Linked DNA regions of Homo sapiens: region 2 is linked to region 1. A link is a contact called in ENCODE Hi-C or POLR2A ChIA-PET data. All regions are on one chromosome and are shown on one strand. The core of a region is the stretch at or near the end of the contact, and the rest is flanking DNA. Distances in the headings are between cores, read along the strand shown.

The links. A loop is a pair of places that touch in the nucleus more often than their neighbours do. ChIA-PET counts read pairs that join two places held with the same protein, here RNA polymerase II (POLR2A). Pooled maps may share reads with other maps.
Region 2: a loop to region 1 is called in a pooled map, with 2.7 times the contacts of the local background. The contact joins the promoter of B3GNT3 here to the promoter of MRPL34 in region 1. A Hi-C loop is called at or near these places in 1 of 50 pooled maps. POLR2A ChIA-PET finds 5 or more read pairs at or near these places in 3 of 52 experiments (GM12878, HCT116 and PC-9).

What each region holds. Positions count from the first base shown.
Region 1 is chr19:17,303,661-17,308,000 of GRCh38, forward strand. MRPL34 (mitochondrial ribosomal protein L34) reads left to right here and starts at 2,212. Exons shown (of 2, transcript NM_023937.4): 1 at 2,212-2,297; 2 at 2,506-3,183. The coding sequence starts at 2,233. The coding sequence ends at 2,719. RefSeq lists an enhancer at 2,156-2,235 and a silencer at 2,466-2,525.
Region 2 is chr19:17,792,555-17,798,551 of GRCh38, forward strand. It overlaps B3GNT3 (UDP-GlcNAc:betaGal beta-1,3-N-acetylglucosaminyltransferase 3), which reads left to right and starts at 2,584. Exons shown (of 3, transcript NM_014256.4): 1 at 2,584-2,652. RefSeq lists enhancers at 1,782-2,479, 2,480-3,177.

The sequences.
Region 1 (4,340 bases), core at 962-3,461:
CTGGGAGTGTGCGGCCGGGGCCCTCTCTCTGCAAATGGGTCTCCCAAGCCCTTGCCCCCCAGCCCCTGCCTCCCAATTGCCCTGTTCCTCTCCAAACGAGGCCCCCATACTCTTCTCTCTGTATTGACCTTTCCATTCTAGAAGCAGAGACTCCAAGATCTTTTTCCAATCTCCGGTGGGGAAACTGAGGCTCATAAAGGGCACAAGAGCATAAATCAAGCAAGGAGCAAAGCTGGGACTTGAACCCAAGGCTGTGTGATTCCAAACCCTGGGAACCATTATTTGCTAACCTCCCCCCTACGCCCCCCCCTTTTCTTTTGGTAGGGACGAGGTCTCGCTATCTTGCCCAGACTGGTCTCGAACTCTGGGCATCAAGCAATCCTCTCGTCTACGGCCTCCCAAAGGGCTGAGATCACTGGCGTGAGCCATCGTGACGGGCTTCTCTAAAGCTTTCAAGGAAAGTCTTGGAGCTGTGGGTAATTAGAGAGTTTGAATTTCATAATCAGCCGATTTAACCCATGGCTGCCATGGTTCTGAGAAGGGCTGATAGCAAGAGGCAGGCATCCCAGCTCTGTGGTACCGGCGGGGCCATGGTAGGCCCTCAGGAGAGCTCAGGTCTCAAATCCAGCCTCTGCCCTTTGCTGATGTGTGACCTCGGGCAAGTTACTTCACTTTCCTGAGCCTCCGTTTATTTCTCTATGAAATTAATCCTCTCATAAGTTTGCTACGCAGGTAAAGCACTCATCATAGTGTCGTGCATATAACAAATGCTCCATATATTATGGGCATTATTATAGTGGTGATGTTTTGCTAAACGATGCTACAGGTAGGATGGGCTTCGGAGGACGAGGGGTTAAATGCTCCTTGCTGCTTGGCCACTCACATCCCCTGGAATTTGCTGCCAGAGCTGGATTCCGTCCAGACACCTACTCTTGCCCACTAAGGGCACTTCTGGGAGACTATACAGTTTATTCATTTAGCAAACACCTCTCTGCATGAACCCCAAGCTGGCACTTGTAGGGATACAGCCCCAGGCCCCTGGCCCTTGAGGAGCCCTTGAACTTGGGGGAGAGTCAAGGGAAAGCAGTCGGGCCAGAAGAATGGACAGCGGTTGAGAGAAGACGACTCCTTTTTTTTTTGAGAAAGGATCTCACTCCGTTGCCCAGGCTGCAGTGCATTGGCGCTATCATTGCTCACTACAGCCTGGATCTCCTGGGTTCAGGGAATCCTCCCACCTCACCTTCAAGTACTTGAGACTATAGGTGGTTGCTACCATGTCCCCAGGCTGGTCTCAAACTCCTGGCCCCAAGGGATCCTCCCTCCTCAGCCTCCCAAAATGCTGGAATTACAGGCATGAGCCACACCTCACTCAGCCCTTGGAGAGGAAAGGATTTTTAAAGGGCGGATAGGGGAACACCAGGCAGAGAGGAGAGTGTGGCTGAAATGTAAGATGGTGTGTGTAGAGGGTTTTGCATGCCTGATGGAAGGGCTGAGCAGGTTTTACCTGGGGAAATGGGGAGCCAAGGATAGTGTGTGAGTAGGGGAGGGGTTCAGATCTGAGTATCAGAAAATTTTTCTTCCTTTTTTTTTTTTTTTTTTTTGGTTCTAACAACAGAGGAGAATTCTTCTAGGGCCCAAAATGGGGGCAAGATTGCCAAAGACAAGCTTGCAATCCCTGAGTTTACAGATTGAGAAAGCCCAGAGTGGCGCAGGGACCACCCCAAGGACACGCAGCGAGCTTGAACTCAGGCCTCCTCGGCTTCCTGCCAAGAGGCGGAGACTTGGCTGCAGCCAGGACAAGCTGCCAGCCAGCTGTGTGCCATCTGCCCAGCTCCCGCTGGGGGCGGGAAGACCAACCAGCCGCTTCCTGCAGCTGCCACCAGCTGCGCCCGGCCACCGCGGGGCACCCTCTGCCGGTCAATAGGAGAGAGAACTACAGCTCAGCTGCCAGCTGACCGCGGGAGATAATGCCTTGTGCGCACGCGCTTGCTCAGAAGGCGCCGTTCGCCGGCTACCTGTTGGTGTGTATGCAGAGCATCCCTGTGCCCCGCGGATATAGACTGGCGCGCCTCTGTTGCGCAGGCGCAGAACTACAACTTCAGGGTTTTCCCCAACGGCCTCTTTTTTGCACGTTAGGAGAAACTACATTTCCCATAATCCTTTGTTCCAGGGCTGGAGCGGCTCTGGGCTCCGGAATCGCCCGCAGCCGGTACTGCGGGACCCACTGCGGATATGGCTGTCTTGGCTGGATCCCTGTTGGGCCCCACGAGTAGGTCGGCAGCGTTGCTGGGTGGCAGGTAAGTCCTCAGGGGGACCCTTCCCCAAATCAGGGAATAAGGGCGGCTTCGGAGGCTGGCGCCACTCTTCACTGCCCGCGTGACCTGCCAGTGCCTTGCGCATTTTGCAGCCAGGCTCTGTCTCCGGGAGCCGAGGCTCAGAGAGGTTGAGCGCCAAGGTCACCCAGCGCCCCGTCTGACCTTTCTCGCCGTCCCTCTACCCACGCAGGTGGCTCCAGCCCCGGGCCTGGCTGGGGTTCCCAGACGCCTGGGGCCTCCCCACCCCGCAGCAGGCCCGGGGCAAGGCTCGCGGGAATGAGTATCAGCCGAGCAACATCAAACGCAAGAACAAGCACGGCTGGGTCCGGCGCCTGAGCACGCCGGCCGGCGTGCAGGTCATCCTTCGCCGAATGCTCAAGGGCCGCAAGTCGCTGAGCCATTGAGGATCGCGACGCAGTCGGCGGGACCCTCATGGAAGCATCGCCCTCGCCTCGGACCTTGCCTGGCGCTATTTTTGCAGGGAGCTGGGGAGCAGGAACGCCTCGGACCTGAGTGCTCTCCATATTGTGGGGTTGAAGTCTGGATGGGAGCTTGCCAAGTCCCTTTTTAGGCTTTTTAATTAGGAAGCATTTCGAACCTGCGCAACAGACCAAAGAACAGTACAAAGAACATCCGTGTACCCAGTACCCTGACTACCGACTACCTACAACCCGTCCCTGCCCCATCCTGAGTTCTTTTGAAGCTGATCTCAGGCATCGGATTATTTCTTCTGTAAATATTTCAGAATGTATCTCTCCAAGATGAGAGCTCATTAAAAGACAATTACAAAGCTTATCACATCCAAAAGAATTATCAATAATTTTGAAATATTATTAAACGTGTAATAAATGTTCAAAGTTCCACTTGCCTTATATGTGTCATAACTCTTTTTTTTTTTTGAGACAGTTTCCCTTTTGTTGCCCAGGTTGGAGTGCAATGGGGGGATCTCGGCTCATTAAAACCTCCGCCTTGCGGGTTCAAGCGATTCTCCTGCCTCACCCTCCCGAGTAGCTGGGATTACAGGCATGCGCCACCACGCCCGGCTAATTTTGTATTTTTAGTAGAGATGGGGTTTCTCCATGTTGGTCAGGCTGGTCTCGAGCTCCCGACCTCAGGTGATCCGCCCTCCTCTGCCTCCCAAAGTGCTGGGATTACAGGCATGAACCACTGCGCTCTGTCCCCCAGGCTGGAGTGCAGTGGCACGATCTCGGCTCACTGCAAACTCCCTCTCCTGGGTTCAAGCAATCTCCTGCCTCAGCCTCCCGAATAGCTGGGATTATAGGCGCCCACCACCACACCCGGCTAATTTTTGTATTTTTAGTAGAGACGGGGTTTCAACCATGTTGGCCAGGCTGGTCTCGAACTCCTGACCTCAGGTGATCTGCCTGCCTCGGCCTCCCAAAGTGCTGGGATTACAGGTGTGAGCCGTCATGCCCAGCCTGTGTCATAAATTTTATAGGTCTGGGAAGACTGGTGGAAAACTGTGTGTGTGTGCGGGGGGGTGTTTGTTTTTGAAACAGGGTCTCGCTCTGTCACCCAGGCTGGAGTGCAGTTGTCGGATCCCTGCTTACTGCAACCTCTGCCTCCTGGGTTCAAGCAATTCTGGTGCCTCAGCCTCCCAAGTAGCTGGGATTACAGGTGCATGCCACCACGCCCAGCTAATTTATGTATTTTTAGTAGAGGGGAGTTTCACCATGTTGACCAGGCTGGTCTTGAACTCCAGCCCATAAGGAGTTTGAATCTTCCACTTGTCCCTTGGGGATGTTTGATTTTGAGCAAGAATTTAACACTGTGAGGTGCATTTGTCGCCTATAAAATGCAGTGCTGGTTTCTCCTCTGCTCTGTTGCTGTTGGAGTAATAATACTTAGTAGCTTCCACTTAGCAACTTCACTGTGCAATTGCTGTGTGCTGGGTGCCCATTCTTTGCCCTGGAAGTCAGGAAGGCAGTTTGGACACAGAGGTGTCAGGGCTGGGAGGGGGATTGTGAGGGCTGTAGGACTTCAGGGAAGGTACCTGACTTGCCT
Region 2 (5,997 bases), core at 1,334-3,833, 490 kb after region 1:
GTGACAGAGCGAGACTCTGTCTCAAAAAAAAAAAAAAAAACAAAAAAAAAAAAAACTCAAGACTCCACTGATGGACCACATGTTGTTTATCCATTCATCCACTGGACACTTGGGTGGGTGATCACCACCCAAGCAGCTGAAAAGAACACTGTGAATCATGCTGCTATGAACTTCCCTATGCAAGCATTTGTTTCAACACCTGTTTTCAACTCCTTTGGGTAGATACCTACAAGGGCAATGGCGGGATCATAGGGTCATTCTAGTCCGGATTTGAACCCGGGCCCTCCAGCACCAGAATTCACTCTATTGCGTCCAGTGAACCCCGGAAGCACCCGGTTTAAAAGGTCTGGGGGCTCAGGGTATCTGTATGTCTTACACATGGGAAAAGGGTGGGAGGGTTCAGTTTCCCTGGGTGAGTGGGGCGGGGCTAGAGCTCACATCCTCCCAGCAGCCTGAATTCTGGAGGGCCAGTACCTGGTGGAGGAGGGGATGGGCGGGGACCCTGTCACAGGATGGTACTTTTTTTTTTTTTTTTTTTTGAGATGGAGTCTCACTCTGTCGCCCAGGCTGGAGTGCAGTGGTGCGATCTTGGCTCACTGCAACCTCTGCCTCCCAGGTTCAAGTGATTCTCCTGCCTCAGCCTCCTGAGTAGCTGGGATTACAGGCGCCCGCCACCACACCTGGCTAATATTTTTGTTTTTTGTTTTTTTTTTTTTGAGATGGAGTCTCACTCTATCTCCCAGACTGGAGTGCCGTGGCATGATCTCTGCTCACTGCAACCTCCACCTCCTGGGTTCGAGTGATTCTCCTGCCTCAGCCTCCCGAGTAGGTGGGATTACAGGCACCCGCCAGTATGCCTGGCTAATTTTTGTATGTTTTAGTGGAGACGGGGTTTCTTCATGTTGGCCAGGCTGATCGCAAAGTCCTGACCTCAGGTGATCCCCTCACTTTGGCCTTTGGAAGGTGCTGGGATTACCGGCATGATCTGCCCACTTCGGCCTTCCAAAATGCTGAGATTATAGGGTTGAGCCACCCCGCCCGCCCAGGATGGGACTTTTGGTTCCGGCTCCTTCCCGGCCGACAAATCCCTTCCTGGGGCCATGACTTGGTGAACCCAGGGACCCAACAGGGTGAGCATAGACTCTGAATCAAAGTCCAAGGATGTACCACAGTAAGAAAGTGTGTGCATCCAGAACCGAGGCCAGTAGTGCCACATTTGACACTATGACATTTCCGGTAATTGCCCTCCATACAGTTTTAATCATGCATTTGCTCTGAGGGTTCACTCCCCAGACCTCTCCCATCCAGAGTACCCAGGGGCTATTTCTTACATTTTACAGGTGAGGAAACTGAGGCACAGACAGGCCACATATACACCTCGGCTTCCTCCTCGGGAAGAAACAGGGATGAAGGAGGAAGGAGGGGTTTCCTGAAACCATAGCCCAGCTCACACACCTGGACTTCCCCAACCCCAGAGCTCCCAACGCTGGGTCCAGGCTAGAATCTCCTAGAGATTCAGAGGCAGCACAGGGCAGGGTTCGAATCCTAGCCAACCCAACCCTAAAAATCTACAAATCTGAGGCCAGGTGCAGTGGCTCACATCTATAATCCAGCACCTTGGGGATCTGAGGCAGGAAGGTCACTTGAGGCCCACAGTTAAGACCAGCCTGGGCAACATATCAAAACCCCATATCTAGAAAAATGACAAAAATTAGCCAGGCATGCTGGCGGGTGCCTGTAGTCCCAGCTACTCGGGAGGCTGAGGTGGGAGGATTGCTTGAACTGGGGAGGTCGACATTGTAGCGAGCGGAGATCACACCACTGTACTCTAGCCTGGGTGACAAAGCGAGATCCTGTCTCTCAAAACAAGAAAAAAAGAAAAAGAAAAGACTACAAATCTGTCTGATTGTTGACTTCCAGAACCCTTCCAAATGCCAGCAGGTGGCATCTGGATGTCTGGGGGCACATCGTAGGTTTTCGGGTCCTGGAATTATTTTCAATATAGAGATGGAATCTCACTATGTTGCCCAGGCTGGTCTCAAACTCCTGGGTTCCAGCGATCCGCCCCCCTCGGCCTCTGGAAGTACAGGAGTGAGCCACTGCGCCGACCCCAGCTTCAGGAATCTTTGAACTCCCCGCAGAGAGCAGAGGTGCCGCAAGGTTTAACCTGCCTCCCTCCCTCCTTATCGCCATGGGCTTATCCAATCATTTCTTCACGGAACACACGTGGGCCAACGCTGACCGGGCTCTGTGCCAGGAACCCGCAAGGCGCTGCTTGTTCATCTCCAGCCACGGGGAGCTCATTCCCTAGCAGCGGGCCAGACCCAAGGTGGGGTCGTGAGCCCCGAGAGGGGCGAGGGTGGCAAGAGCGGGATGGCAGAGGTGGCAGCCGGGACCGGAGAGGGGAAGAGGCATGGCCGGGGAGGGAGGAGCCGGCAGAGAACTTCGCCTGGGCCACCAGGAAACTCAGCCGAGCTGGGAAGAGGGGGACTGGCAAGCGGCCAAGGCGGAGGGAGGCAGGAAGGCGTGAGGCCCGGTGGGAGGGAGGAAGCGGGAGAGGGGCGGGAGCTCTGGCTCAGGTAAAAACTCTTTCTTCGGCTCGCGAGCTGAGAGGAGCAGGTAGAGGGGCAGAGGCGGGACTGTCGTCTGGGGGTGAGTGTCGGCAGCCCCCGGAGGATCTGGCGGACCCCAGTGGTGGGGGTTTGGGGGTGGGGAAGTTGTGGCTCTGGAGAAGCCCCTGCCGGTCTCCACCGCGCATACCCTGCAGATGTGGGAACATTCGGGAGCCCCGAGTCTCGAGAACCCGGTTGCCCTCACCCATCCGTAATTGTCTCCGGCGTTCCCAAGGCCAGCTCGGACCTGGGTCGGGGAGGAAGCCTCCCCCACAGCTGGCGACCCGGGACCCCGGCGCCCCTCCCAGATTGGGCGGGATCAGACCCCCGAGGCGGATGCCGCTTAGTCAGACTTGGCTGTTACTGTTACCTGTGTTGTTGAGATTATTGGCCCCTTGGTTGGGAGTATCTGGGCAAGCCAGCGCTGGGGTCCCCGGTTGGGTTTGGGAACTGCAGGTGACCCCCAGTCTCTCCCTGCGGTTCCGGTGCTGCAGGCCCTGCCAGGTGGCTGGGCGGCATTCCAGGGGCCCTGGCTGCGTGGCATGGACACATTGCTGAACCGGCCTCAGTTTCCCCTCCGTGAGGTGGAACAATGAACCAGCTGGGATGAGGATGCCCGAAGCGTTTAGTCAAAGGAAATTTTTGTGATGAGGTGTACTGCTGGCCACTGGGGGCCCTTGCGTGACTGGCGTTAGGTCTCTGAGCCTCAGTTTCCCTGTGTGTTAAGGGGGGGTCTCATGGCATGGGACCTTGGCGAGGATGAGTTGAGTGGATAGGAGCTGTGGCCACTCAGTGGGTGCCCAGGGACAGTCAGCTGTCATCATAATTATATTAATTATGTCTGTAGCCACTGTTCAGATTCACTCCTGTTCCAAGAATCCCGACCATCTTTTCCTCTGGGTCAGATTTAAACTTTTTGTTTGTTTGTTTTATTTGTAGAGGTGGGGGACTCACTTTGTCACCCAGGCTGGAGTACAGTGGCTCCATGCACTGTATTCACTGCAGCCTCAACCTCCTGGGCTCAAGTGATCCTCCCACCTCAGCCTCCCGAGTAGCTGGGACTACAGGTGCACACCACAGGCAGCTAATTTTAAAATTTTTTTGTGTGTGGAGACGGGGTCTCACTATGTTGTCCAGGCTGGTCTCAAACTCCTGGGCCCAAGCAATCCTCCTGCCTTGGCATCTGAAAGTGCTGGGATTTCAGGCATGAGCCACTATGCCCAGCTCTGATTTTTTTAAATGGACACTTCTCAAGAGGAAACTGAGGTCGCCCCTCAACTTGGGCGGGGGACTCCTGCAGTCCAGATCTGGGATTCAGGGCCCATGGGAAGCCACCTGGCCGTCTAGGTCTGGGGCCAGCCCTGGGGGCCATCACTTCCTCCCACTGGCCTGTTCTCAAGGTGACACCAGGCAGGGCTGGTGTCAGGAGGAAGAGGTGTGGCCCCCAGGTCAGGCAGCTGGGCCCCCATATGGCCTAGGTGAGCAGTTGGGTGTTTGCTCAGTCCAGCCTGGACACCCTCCCTCACTCTCACCCCTAGGGTGTGGCATTTCCTGGCAGGTGCTCTGGGTGTGGGAGAACCAAAAGGGGGCCTTGGTGCTTCTCTGTTCCAGGCCAGAGTTCAGGAATCCAGACAAGCCAGGTCAGCCCAGGAGGAGCAAGTAAGGGCTCACTGAGTGACATTTCCTCCTGCCACCAGCCTCTGAGGCCCAGAGCAAGCAGGAATTTGCTCACTCCCCCAACCCCATGAGCCAGGGAGGATGCCTATTGTGGACCCTCTTCCTGGTGGGAATCTGGCTTGCCTTGATTGCTCCTCATGATGGTGAGGTCACTACCAACGTGGCAAACTAAAGGAAATCTCATCAGCTGGGAGTTAAAGACAGGAACTAGGCTCCCACCCAACCTTTCTTAGGTGGATTTCTAGGCCTCTCTGTGCCTCAATTTTCCTATCCATAAAAATGGAGCTAATGCAGCCCTACTTCTCAGCACACATATAGAGTTTAGATGGACAGATGGTGGCCAGGCTGCACACAGGACCTGGCATATTGATCCTAGTCCTAATTATGCAGCTCATTATGTTATCATTTATAGCATGTATCTTTGCACACAGAAATAATATCATGAATATTTCTGAGCTCTAAGTACAAGACTTGGAGAAGAGCTCTGACCAGCCTGAAGGTGTGGGGGTCCAGGAAGTCCCCAGAGGAGGGGCCCAGGAGACCTCAGTTCCCCCATCACTCCTGGATTGTGGGAAGGGTCTGAGGTTGAACTGCGATGCACGGCCTGGCTTCCCAGCCTGTTTCCCCATCTATGGAGTGAGCCCAAAGATGCCCTTTGAGACTCCACTGGGCCAGGGCTGGTGTTATTCAGGGGCCCCTTTCCAGTCTCACATAGGTGCCCCAGGCAGTTCCTGCAATGGGGTAGGGCTGGCATGGATGACATACAATTAGTCATCCATGACAGAGCCTCGGGACCTAGAAACCCGGGACACCAAAGTCTAAAGTGCATGTGTCACCGTGCCCAACCCCACCCCTTTTTCCATACCCAGGCACTCCCTGGTGCAGATATTGAGTATATATTGACAGAGAACTCACTAGTACACATGGTTTCACTAAAGCAGGGTCCGGCCATTGTGAACTTAAAGGATTTACTGGGCTATTTCTTCTTCTTTTCTTCCCCTTCTGTTTGCAAAAGCAACTCCTGCTCCTTGTAAAAAGGGACCAGCCTATCATTACTGGGAAACCCAAACTGGTAAGAACTGGTGAGGAACCACCCACAGGGGCTGGCAGATCAGGGTTCAAATCCCACCAACCCGCCCTGGCCTCAGTCGGCTGTGTGACCTTGGGCAGAGTTGCACCCTCTCTGCACAGATCGTCCACCTGGACCCTAGGCTCCCCTCTGGAAGGCTCAGTGAGACTCCTCGGGTTCCTCCACAGGCCAGGGGCTCACACCCTCTCCTGCAAGCGTCCCCAACTTCCACCCTGGAGTTTCTTCACCCCTAGAGGTTGCACTCCTCTGGAAAATTGTCCTGTTTGCCACTTCTCTGTCCCCTGTTAGTGGTGTATCAGCGTCCTGGGCACACGAGTGTTTCTCTCCATCATCTTGGCTGTGTCCTCGGAACCTAGACCCAGATGTGGCATACGCTAGGTGCTCAGCACTTGCTCAGAGCAGTCACAACTCTGCAGGTGATAAGGGTGGTGGCAGCTGCTATTAAATCTCATTGTGGCTGGGCGTGGTGGCTAACACCTGTATTTCCAGCACTTTGGGAGACCGAGGCGGGTGGATCACCTGAGGTCAGGAGTTTGAGACCAGCCTAGGTGACGTGGTGAAACCCCATCTCTACTAAAAATACAAAAATTAGCTGGGCATGGTAACGCACACCTGTAA